2 separate regions of the Homo sapiens genome follow, and region 1 is linked to region 2. Evidence: chromatin loops called from intact Hi-C (ENCODE). Cell type or tissue: PC-3. All regions are shown on one strand. Links, peaks and the distances in the headings refer to the core of each region. The heading gives the core; the rest is flanking DNA. Region 1 overlaps CRPPA (CDP-L-ribitol pyrophosphorylase A). Region 2 overlaps CRPPA (CDP-L-ribitol pyrophosphorylase A).

What was found. A loop is a pair of places that touch in the nucleus more often than their neighbours do. Peaks named below come from ENCODE experiments on the same cell type or tissue, not always from the same donor. Only the 100,000 strongest peaks of a DNase experiment are listed, where the experiment ranks them.
Region 1: a loop joins it to region 2, with 2.1 times the contacts of the local background. A loop is called at or near these places in 1 of 110 quality-filtered maps.

Annotation. Positions count from the first base shown.
Region 1 is chr7:16,241,729-16,247,113 of GRCh38, forward strand. All of the region lies in intron 8 of CRPPA (CDP-L-ribitol pyrophosphorylase A), which reads right to left. All of the region lies in intron 3 of CRPPA-AS1 (CRPPA antisense RNA 1), which reads left to right. Among named protein-coding and RNA genes, the nearest start is that of CRPPA-AS1, 34 kb to the left of the region's middle. In PC-3, for the core only: no CTCF peak of the experiment used is centred there; no DNase peak of the experiment used is centred there.
Region 2 is chr7:16,407,124-16,412,508 of GRCh38, forward strand. The region is part of intron 1 of CRPPA (CDP-L-ribitol pyrophosphorylase A); the gene reads right to left. Among named protein-coding and RNA genes, the nearest start is that of CRPPA, 12 kb to the right of the region's middle. In PC-3, for the core only: a CTCF peak has its summit at 2,853; a DNase peak (open chromatin) is centred at 4,458; H3K27ac peaks cover 1,261 bases.

The DNA.
Region 1 (5,385 bases), core at 246-5,245, 170 kb before region 2:
GAACTTTATTTTACTTTTTGGATGTGGGAAGGTATTATTTGTGGTTTTACATAATACCGCTAAAAAACACATATAGTTCGTTTTTTTCTCCTGAAATCTCCTTTATCACTGGGTAAAAAAACAGCTCTCTGATCACTAACTTGTAAGCAAGGAACCCAGCCTACAGTTCAGATTCTTACGGCCTATAAATCTTGTTTAATGTAGTTAAAAATCTATTCTTTTTTTTTTTTTTTTTTTTTTGTTGGGGGGAGATAGAGTCTCGCTCTGTCACCCAGGCTGGAATGCAGTGGTGCGATCTCGGTTCACTGCCCCCCGGGTTCCAGCGATTCTTCTGCCTCCGCCTTCTGAGTAGCTGGGATGGAACTACAGGCACCCGCCACCACACCCGGCTAATTTTTTGTATTTTTAGTAGAGATGGGATTTTACCATGTTAGCCAAGATGGTCTCAATCTCCTGACCTCGTGATCTGCCCACCTCTGCCTCCCAAAGTGTTGGGATTACAGGCTTGAGACACCGCGCCCAGCCAAATCTAATCTTTTTAAAGTGATTTTTACATGAGAAATTTTATGAATTTACCTTTTAGTACTGCAACACATTTACTATATTACTTCCTTTTTCTAAGAATGTTTTCATCATTACTTAATGAACAAAAACACTTAAGAGTAGAAAACAGAGAACTGGATATGTCCCATGTTCATATCATATCTTTTGTGACAGGTCACCACCCAAAAAACTTTTAGAAAATCCTTTTGGAAAAATGCAATCTGACAGAGGTGGTAGCAATACTACACACCCCCGTAAATGCAACGAACAGAAGGCTAACAATAACTTCAGTCAAATCAGGGCAAAAATTGAGCTCCTCGACAACAGAGTATAGACTAAGCATTTAGAAAAATCACATATGAAAAAAGTTTCAAACATAATTCTGATAGAATTTTATTTTTACAAAAGAAAGTGCTGGTTTGTAGCATTAGATTTTTCTTCTTAAGACATAAGGGATCTAAACTTGTAAAATTCCGTTATGCTGACCAGTCTCCAATTAAAAAAAAATTTTTTTCACCTAAGCAGGGATATTCTCTTAGTATAAGATGTGGTGTTATCAGGCAAGTATTTCTAAAAGCTCACAGTTAAAAGACTGCATAGAATCATAATGTCATACTAACATACAGATTCATTAAGAACAGAACATTTATAATATGACCCACACGACAATTTCAGGCCACTTAATGCTGAAATCTGCTTTACTTCAAGTAATCAATATCACCACCAGTCTCTAAATGGTTTGGGTCTGTGTTCCCACCCAAATCTCATTTCAAATTGTAATTCCCACATGTCAAAGGCGGGACCTATAATCCTGATGTGTCAAGGGAGGGAGGCAATTGAAACATGGGGGTGGTTTCCCCCATGCTGTTCTCGTGATAGTGAGTTCTCCTGAGATCTGATTGTTTTGTAAGTGTTTGGAAGTTCCTCCTTCATTCTTCTCTCACCTGTCGCCTTTTGAAGAAGGTGCCTGCTTCTCCTTCCACCATGATTGTAAGTTTCCTGAAGCCTCCCCAGCCATGTGGAACTGTGAGAATTAAACCTCCTTTGTTTACAGGTTGTCCTGTCTAGAGTAGTATCTTTATAGCAGTGTGAAAACAGACTAACAGATGATGGTAAAAATCTGTAGAATTCTGAGAACTCAATATAATTACAATAAAATAAAGTTACATCTAGCAAAACATAAGTATTTTATTAAGTTGGTCAAAGTAATATTGGCAGACTCCTTAAATCATGCTAAATAGCATAGAAATGAGAACTTCTCAAAAGAAGACTACATGAAACATATAAAAATAAAGGAGAATAATGACTGAAGAGATGGTCCAAAAATATTTCTAATATCAAAGGATTAATAATGAATATTTTTAGAAATCTAGAAGTACCCTAAAAATATTTTAGAAAAAATAACCACCTCAAAGCTGGGTGCAGTGGCTACGTCTGTAATCCCAACACTTTGGGAGGCCAAGGTGGAAAGATTGCTTGAGCTCAGGAGTTTAAGACCAGATTGGGCAGCACAACAAGACCTCATCTCTACCAAAAATTAAAAAAATTAGCCAGGCATAGTGGTGTGCACCTGTACTCCCAGCTACTTAGGAGGCTGAGGCAGGAGGATCACTTGAGCCTGGGAGATGGAGGCTTCATTGAGCTATGATCACAGTATACTCCAGCTTAGACAATAGAGTGAGATCCTGTCTCAGTCAATCAATCAACCAATAACCACTTGAAATGAAGCATATCACAGCATACTATTATATAATGTCTACAAGATTATACAAAAAGCTTAATTTTGCAAACATAACCTAAAGGATTTTAAGAAGATAAGACTATTTTAATAAGTATCTTAGTTCTTTTAAAAACAAAGTCTCAATTTTTTTTTTCTGCTCTTCATGGTGAAAATTTGTTCCCTTCTGTAAGTGGATCTTAGAATAGTAGCCTCTTACTAGTGCCAATTTATCTTAGCTAACAAAAATTTCCCACGTTAAATAATCTCTAGCCCATTTCACCTTTCATTAGAGACAAAAAGTTGATCTTCATGTAGTCAAGATCTCTGCAGAACCTAAAAATAAAATCCAATTATGCTAGATACCAATGTACCAACAACCAAGCACCATTAACTATCCACTCACTGCTTAACTTCTTCCAGGAGAAATAATATAGATGAGGTTCAAAGTTACATGACCCTTTAGAATATCTATTGAATGACAGATACCAGGGAATTCCAAAGTATTTTTATATACTTGAGAACGTAAGAGACAATGGAGGTTTCATCAGTATTGTATGCTGAAACAAATTTCTACCACTTAAACCTAACCCAATGTTGTTTTTGCCAAATGCCCACCTAAGTTGACATTCAGCCTCATTTTTCTTTAAATATCTGTTCTTGTAGAGTAAAAAGTGATGACGCTGCAAATGACAACCTTAACTAGTCTCTCCATTGAAAAGCCTCATAAATGTCTAATAGCCACAATTTTACTTGGCTACTTCAGATGGACTGAAATTGGAACTTGAAGACCCTTGTATAAGAAAAAGAACCGTTGTAAACCATTGCAAATCTCAGCCAAGACAAAATGGCCTTTAAACATTTACAATAAATGCACTGAATATCTGTGGAATCACATAACTCAAAAATAAGAACAGACATATTTTTCTATAACTTTGATATCATTTTGTAATATATTTTCTGATGAATAAAACCTACTTGTTTAGGGAAGCAAGTGATCACACTCCTTTTGACCATTCTTTTCAAATTTTAAAGTTTTTTAACAAAAGTCTTACATTTAAAAAAAAAAAAAAGCTTGTGGTAGGGCCTCTTTCTTGGTTTAATCTTCCAGAAAAGTTAATTCAGACAGAATGACAGAGAACACTATAGCCTCTGAAGTGCCTGATAGGCAATTTTCCAATTACAAACATATGTATACATGTCTGCATATGAATTTGCACATGCAAACACTCTATGTATGTATGTGTATCAGTAGTTTTCCCTCTTACTAATGAGCAAACTGTGATATATCTAGATTTAAGACTTTCATTTTACTCTTTTATAATTATCATATTTTCCATACATCTATTAATTTGGTGCACATTTGAAATGTTCTGCCAAATTTTCATTAATAGGAAAACTGAAATTGCTTTCTGGCCATTTTTGGTGAAGGTGGTATCAGAAGGAAAAAGGATGAAGCCTGATCAGTCATATTCACAATCACTGACAGGACAATTCAAACACCCAGACACTATTCACTTGCCTCTCCATCCAAGAAGCCAGCATTACTTACTGTACCCTTTCTAGTGATTTGCTCCATCCTATGGATACAGATTCTAGACATAATCTAGTGACACATTTTTCTATTAAGGTAATAATGCTCATAATATCACCACACTAAGTCAGCCTATGCAATGGGAAAGTAACAAGCATACCTCAAAAATATTGGGAGTTTCCCTCCAGACTACTGGAGCCAATAAAGCAAATATCACAATGAAATGAGTCACAAGAAATTTTTTATTTCCCATGTCATATAAAAGTCATATTTACATTATACTATCATCCGTTACGTGCACAATAGCATTATGACCAAACAATAATATACATATCTTAAATTAAAACTGTGTATTGCTAAAAATCCTAATGAACATTTGAGCCTTCAGCGAGTCCTAATCTTTTTGCTTGCATAATGGCTCCTGACTGTTCACGGTGGTGGTTGCTCAAGGTTGGGTGGATGTGGCAACTTCTTAAAATAAGACAACAACATAGTTCGCTGCCTAGAGTGATCCTTCTTTTCATAAAAAAAATTTCTCTGTAGAATGGGATACTGTTTGATAGCATTTGACCCACAACAGACTTTCTTTCAAAGTTGGACTTAATCTTCTCAAACCCTGCCACTGCTTTATCAACTAAGTTTATATAATATTGTAAATCCTTTATTGTCATTCCAACAACGTTCACAGTATCTTCACCCGAAGTAGATTCCATCTCAAGAAACCACTTTCTCTTTGCTCACCCATAAGAAGCAACTCCTCATCCATCTAAGTTTTATGAAATTGCAGCAATTCAGTCATATATTCAGACTCTACTTCTATTCTCTTGCTATTGCCACCACATCAGCAGTTACTTCCCCTGTTGAAGTCACATCGCTCCAAGTCTTCCATGAGGTTTGGATTATGACCCCCCATGAATCACGAATGTTCCTAACGGCAACTAACAGGGTGAATCCTTTCCAGAAGGTTTTCAATTTACTTTGCTCAGATCCATCAGAGGAATCTATCTAGGGCAGTGATAGCCTTACACAAGGTATTTCTTCAAAAATAAGACATGAAAATCTAAATGACTCCTTGATTTATAAGCTGACGAATAAATGTTGTGTTAGCAGATATAAAGTAACATTAATTTTTTTATACTCCATCAAAGATCTTGGGTAACTAGGTACATTGTCAATAAGCAGTAATATTTTGAAAGGAATCTTTCTTTGTGAGCATTAAGTCTCAAAAGTGGGCTTAAAATATTCAGTAAACCATGCTGTAAGCAGATGTGCTGTCATCCAGGTTTTGTTCTTCCATTTATAGAGCACAGACAGAGAGTAGACTTAGCATAATTCTTAAGGGTCCTAGGATTTTCAGAATGGTAAGTGAGCACTGCCTTCAACTGAAAGTCACTAGCTGCATTAGCTCCTAATAAGTGTCAGTCTATCATTTGAAGCTAGGCATTGACTTCTCTGTCCATAAAAGCCCTACCTGGCATGTTCTTCCAATAGAAGGCTGTCTCATCTACATTGAAAAATCTGTCATTTAGCATTGCTATGTTCATCAATTATCTCAGCTAGATCTTCTGGATAACTTAGCGCAGCCTCAACA
Region 2 (5,385 bases), core at 263-5,262:
CGCCACCATGCCCAGCTAGTGTTTGTATTTTTTTAGTAGAGATAGGGTTTCATGATGTTGCCCAGGCTAGTCTTCAACTCCTGACCTCAGGTGACCCACCCACCTCAGCCTCCCAAAGTGTTGGGATTATAGGCATGAGCCACCAAGCCCAGCCTGTAAAACATTTTCTTGAGGGACCTACTGACATACTAGACTGCAAGTAGTCCACATTAGTGAGTTGCTGCTGCATTAGAGTCTGGCAGACTTGTCTGGAACACCACTGCTAATGGAGGCAAGCATCACTGTAGAGTCAATATACCACAGCCCAAAAGCCCAAACCAAGACAACGGTCTCTGACCCATGATACGAATTCTGAACAAAGACTTAATTTTTAATTCTTAGCCTATGAGATCCTATACTTTCATGCTAAAACAGTTAAGTCTTTAGAATATTTTTAAAGATATGGAAGGGCCTGAAAATTACTGCATAAAGATTACCTTTACTGAAAAATGAAGTTAACATTGGGTTGCCTCACCCAGTAATGTCTCCTACCTCTTGTTATCGAACAGACCCTTTCCACAACCAAAAACCCCATTCTGCCTGTAGCTAAAAGAAGACTACACTGATGAACAAAACCAAGAGCTACTTTATAGGTGATACTGCCTTTTCATTTTAAGCCCATTTCTTTAATATTTATTGAGCACTGAGACATTATCAGCATCGGCCGGGCATGGTGGCTCATGCCTGTAATCCCAGCACTTTGGGAGGCTGAGGCAGGTGGATCACTTGAGATCAGGAGTTCGAGACCAGCCTGGCCAACATAGTGAAACTCCGTCTCTACCAAAAATATAAAAAATCAACCAGGTGTAGTGGCACGCAACTGTAATCCCAGCTACTCGAGAGGCTGAGGCAAGAGAATCACTTGAACCCAGGAGGCAGAAGTTGAAATGAGCCAAGATCATGCCACTGTACTCTAGCCTGGGCGACAGAGCAGGACTCTGTCTTTAAAAAAAAAAAAATAAAAAAATAACTTATCAGCATCGAGGATACAACAGAAATAAGCGCTCAGAACTTACAGACATGAAACAAAAACACCGATCAACAATTGCAAGCTGTGATTAAACACAATGAAGAAGTCCACGTTCAAGACAGCATGTAGGCTGAGTAGCTAAACAGTCTGGAGGAGACTTTGGGGGCATTCTCCAAGAAAAGGGAGTTTGCACTGAGACACAAGGGATGGGTGGCAGGTAAGCAGGCAAACAGGCTAGGAGAGAAGGAGAGAGGACTGGTCCAAGTAAAGGCCATGGCAAGGTCCTCATGGGCTGGGAGGAAGCGGAGCTGGAGTTCCCCGAGCAAGGAGAAGGCCCCATGCAGAGCCTTGGAGGCCCAGGCAGGAGGTGGGCAGTATCCTAGGGGTTTTAAACTTTAATCCTAAAAAGAGGATAGGCAGCCATAGAAAAGCTTTAAGCAGGTGAGTGCAGTCAGGGCAAAAACCAATACTCACTCATCACATTCTAATAGGAGTTTTTGGTAAACATAATAATGAACCCAGAAAGATGTGCACTTTCTTACTCATGAAACCTGTGACTATGTTACCTTAAATGGCAAACAGGACTTTGCAGAGGTGATTAAGGATTTTGAAATATGGAGATGGTCCTGAATTATCTAGGTGGATCCAACGTAATCACAAGAGTCCTTATAAAGGAAAGGAGGTCGCAGGAGAGTCACTGGAGAAGATGTGATGACAGAAGCAGATGTCAGACTGATGCAGGGCCTCAAGCCAAAGAGCATGAGTGGCCTCTACAATTTTATTTTTTGAGACAGAGTCTCACTCTGTCACCCAGGCTGGAGTGCAGTGGCACAATCTTGGCTCACTGCAACCTCTGACTCCCAAGTTCAAGCAATTCTCCTGCCTCAGCCTCCCAAGTAGCTGGGATTACAGGCACCTGCCACCACACATAGCTAATTTTTGTATTTTTAGTAGAGATGAGGTTTCGCCATACTGGCCAGGCTGGTCTCTAACTCCTGACCTCAGGTGATCCACCCACCTCAACCTCCCAAAGTGCTGGAATTATAGAAGTGAACCCCATGCATGGCCAGCCTCTAGAATTTAGAGAAAGGCGAGGAAATGGATACTCCCCCAAATCTTCCAGAAGGAATGCAGTTTTGCCAACACCTTGACACAGCTCAGTGAAACTAAATTGAGACTTCTGACCTCCAAAATTGTAAGAGAATGTGGTTTTAAGCCATTCAGTTTGTGGTAATTTTTATAGCAGCAATAGGAATCACAAGAGCATAAATTTTACTCTGGCTGCAGGGAGGAGAAAGGATTCAGCAAAGAGAGAAAGGATGCAGAGAGACCAGGTAGGAGGTGGCTGCTGTAATCTGGGCAATGCAATGATGGTCGCCTGGGTACCAGGTGGAGCTTGTATATGGCGTTTTAGAGATAGTCTATTCTAGAAGTAATCATCTACATGAGTCAGGAAGAAAAAGTGGCAAAATAATACAAGTATCACATAATAATAGCCAATATAAATTAAGCACTATGTCTTAAGCATTTTTTATATTTTAGCTCTTGCAATCTTTACAATACTTCTACACGATCTCTCATACAAGAGACAAAAAGATCCGAATATACAAAGACATTACATTACTTTTTTCTATACTACCATCTTATTCTAAAAATGAAGCAATAAGAAATTTTTACCATTTTTCAAGATAATACAACATTTCATTTTATTTCCTCTTCTAGAATGTAGGCTCCATATAGAGACAATGTCTGTTTTGTCCATTGCCTTACACCTAACTCTTAGTGGGTGCTCAGTACATTATTTGTTGAAAAAATGACTAGTCAGTCTCATCTACTGGGGGCAGTATAACATCTTACAACACAGCATAGTCTCAAGGACTGTGAAAACAAAGGAGGCTCTCATTACCCTGACTAGCTACAAATATATAAATAAATCTAAGAATGAAAACAGCATTCCCTATGCAGTGTGATTTTGTTGATAGTTTTGTTTCTAGGTATTTGACCCTCTGCTCTGGTTTCTAGGTCCTAAGGCTCCTTGAGAGCTGGGATTACTTTCATATTTCACACACCTTGGGAGGATGTTTATCACAATCAAAAATAATTCACTTCAGAACTCCAAAGAACAATCTGTAGTAAACTGTACAGGCAATGAAAGTGATTCTGGAATAAGACTAAACGTGGGTTGTTCTTTGTTTTGTAGCCCATTTCCTAGGCCTTTCATTGCAAATTTAGCAACTGCAGAACTTAGACTGCACTCACAGTTTCAAATTAAAGTTATTAGCAAGTGGTGAGTGACAGTTCTTCAATCCCTCTTAAATGTGGGATTTCCCAAGATTCTGGCTCTACTGCCACGGCTGTGACCCAAACGGTCATCTCTACCATAATTTACTGCACTAGCCCCTCAGCTGTTTCCTCTTACTCTTCTTAACCCAATACAATCCATTCTCACCACTTCTGGATGATCTTTCTCAAGCACAAATCTGAGGTCATCCCCTGCTGGCTCTCGAGCAAGACCCTTCAAGACCTGACCTCAGCCTACTTCATGCACATCACTTGGTCTCTTCCATGCCCTCTTACTCTCATACCCAACTACTCCCTGAAGGGAAGGCATCTCTCATACTCAGGTATTTGCATGTGCTGCTTACCTGGCCTCTCAACACTGTCCCCATCCCTCTCTCCTCCCTAACTGCCCCTACTCCCCGCCAGCCCTGCCCGAGTCTTTCATACTCATCAGTTCTGACTTCAGAGATGGCTCCCTCCAGGAAGCTTTCCCTGACTGCCATTCTGCATACAACATCCCTGCTTCTCAGCTTGCAGAGTGCTTATACACGTAGAGTCCTAAGGACTATACTGCACTGTTTATAACTTTATCTTCCTCACTAGGCTGCCAACTCATAGAAAGCAAAAACTATGTCCCAGAACTTAGCACATACTCAACTTTCAGTAACATAGTAGAAATAACACCTAAGATATATGGAATGTTTGCTAGGTACCAGGCAATCAATGTGTAGAATATTTCGCCTGCAATATCTCAATATCCATATCAGCTCTATAAAGCACATTATCATCATCTCAGCTTTACACATGAGGACACAGGCAGTAACCTGCCCATAATCACACAGCTCAGAAACTAAGGGACCAAGCTGTGATCTCCAGTCTGACTCTGGGGCCTATAACTTTAGCCTCTGTAAATAATGCACCAATACTGTCTCTGAGAGGAAGGTGAAAAATCCAGGAGAGAAAAAATCATTTTGGATCATTGCATCTACAGCACTTCATTTATATTAAGGTTGAAACACGTAATATTCCTGCTTTTATAGTCAAAAGCGCTCAAGTTTCTTATAATTTCTTGTAACTCAGGCAGAAGTAGGCATTCTTTCATGTGTTCCTTTAGTCATTTAACAAACATCAAGTATGTATCAAGCATTTGTCAGGCACTATACTAGATACTGATGAGTCAGTAATGAACAAAGACTGACAGAATTCCTAACTTCTCAACCACATGTCAGTAAGTATCTGTTAAATAAACAGAGAGGAGAATGCTTGAATAATTAGGCATAAAAACTGCTCTTAGATTTATAGAAAGCTACTAAAAGTATTTCATATATACTTCAGCTGTTTATTAGTGTGACATGTTCACTTTTTAATATAGGAGTTATAAGTATGTGTTCAACTAAATAAGTAGTATTTTTAAAGGAAAGATTACAACTTGTCCTCTAAACTATTCACCTGTCACTTTTCATAGTATATTCTACCAGAAAAAAATGGTTAAACTTTTAAGGAAATCAGTTTGCTACTTTTTAAAGAAAATTTACATTGACTTAAATGTTAAAATATGATGAAGAATTAAGAGGCAGATAGGATAACATTTGACATAAAGTAGTCATTCAAGTATCTATTCAATGAATTAACTCCCAATTTTACTAGATTGCCTTAAAATAACTCAAATTCTCCATTCCATCAGACAGAAAACAGCCAGAGTAGATGTAAATAATTACAAACAGACACTTATGGCCTTACACTATTTCAAACAATTGTATGAGACTCTAAACAGAAAATGGCATTTTAAACCAGTATTTCTCAAACTGCCAATTTCGGGTCCCATTAGAGTGTCATAAAATCAGTTTATAGTAAGTTTTAAAGCAACTTTGTTGGGTAAATGAAATGGAAATAGAACAGAAAAATTAAAATGCGTAGCACAGAGATAGGTTGTTTGCATGAATTTTCTTTCAAATGTGCGTGAGTATATAAGTAAATATGCATTTGTCACTGAGCCATGAGGCAAAAACGTAATTCTTGTAACAGGTCAAAAAAAAGTTTGGAAAACACTATTTTAGAACGCTCTTCAGAGACAATAGGCTTATAAAGCTATTTTG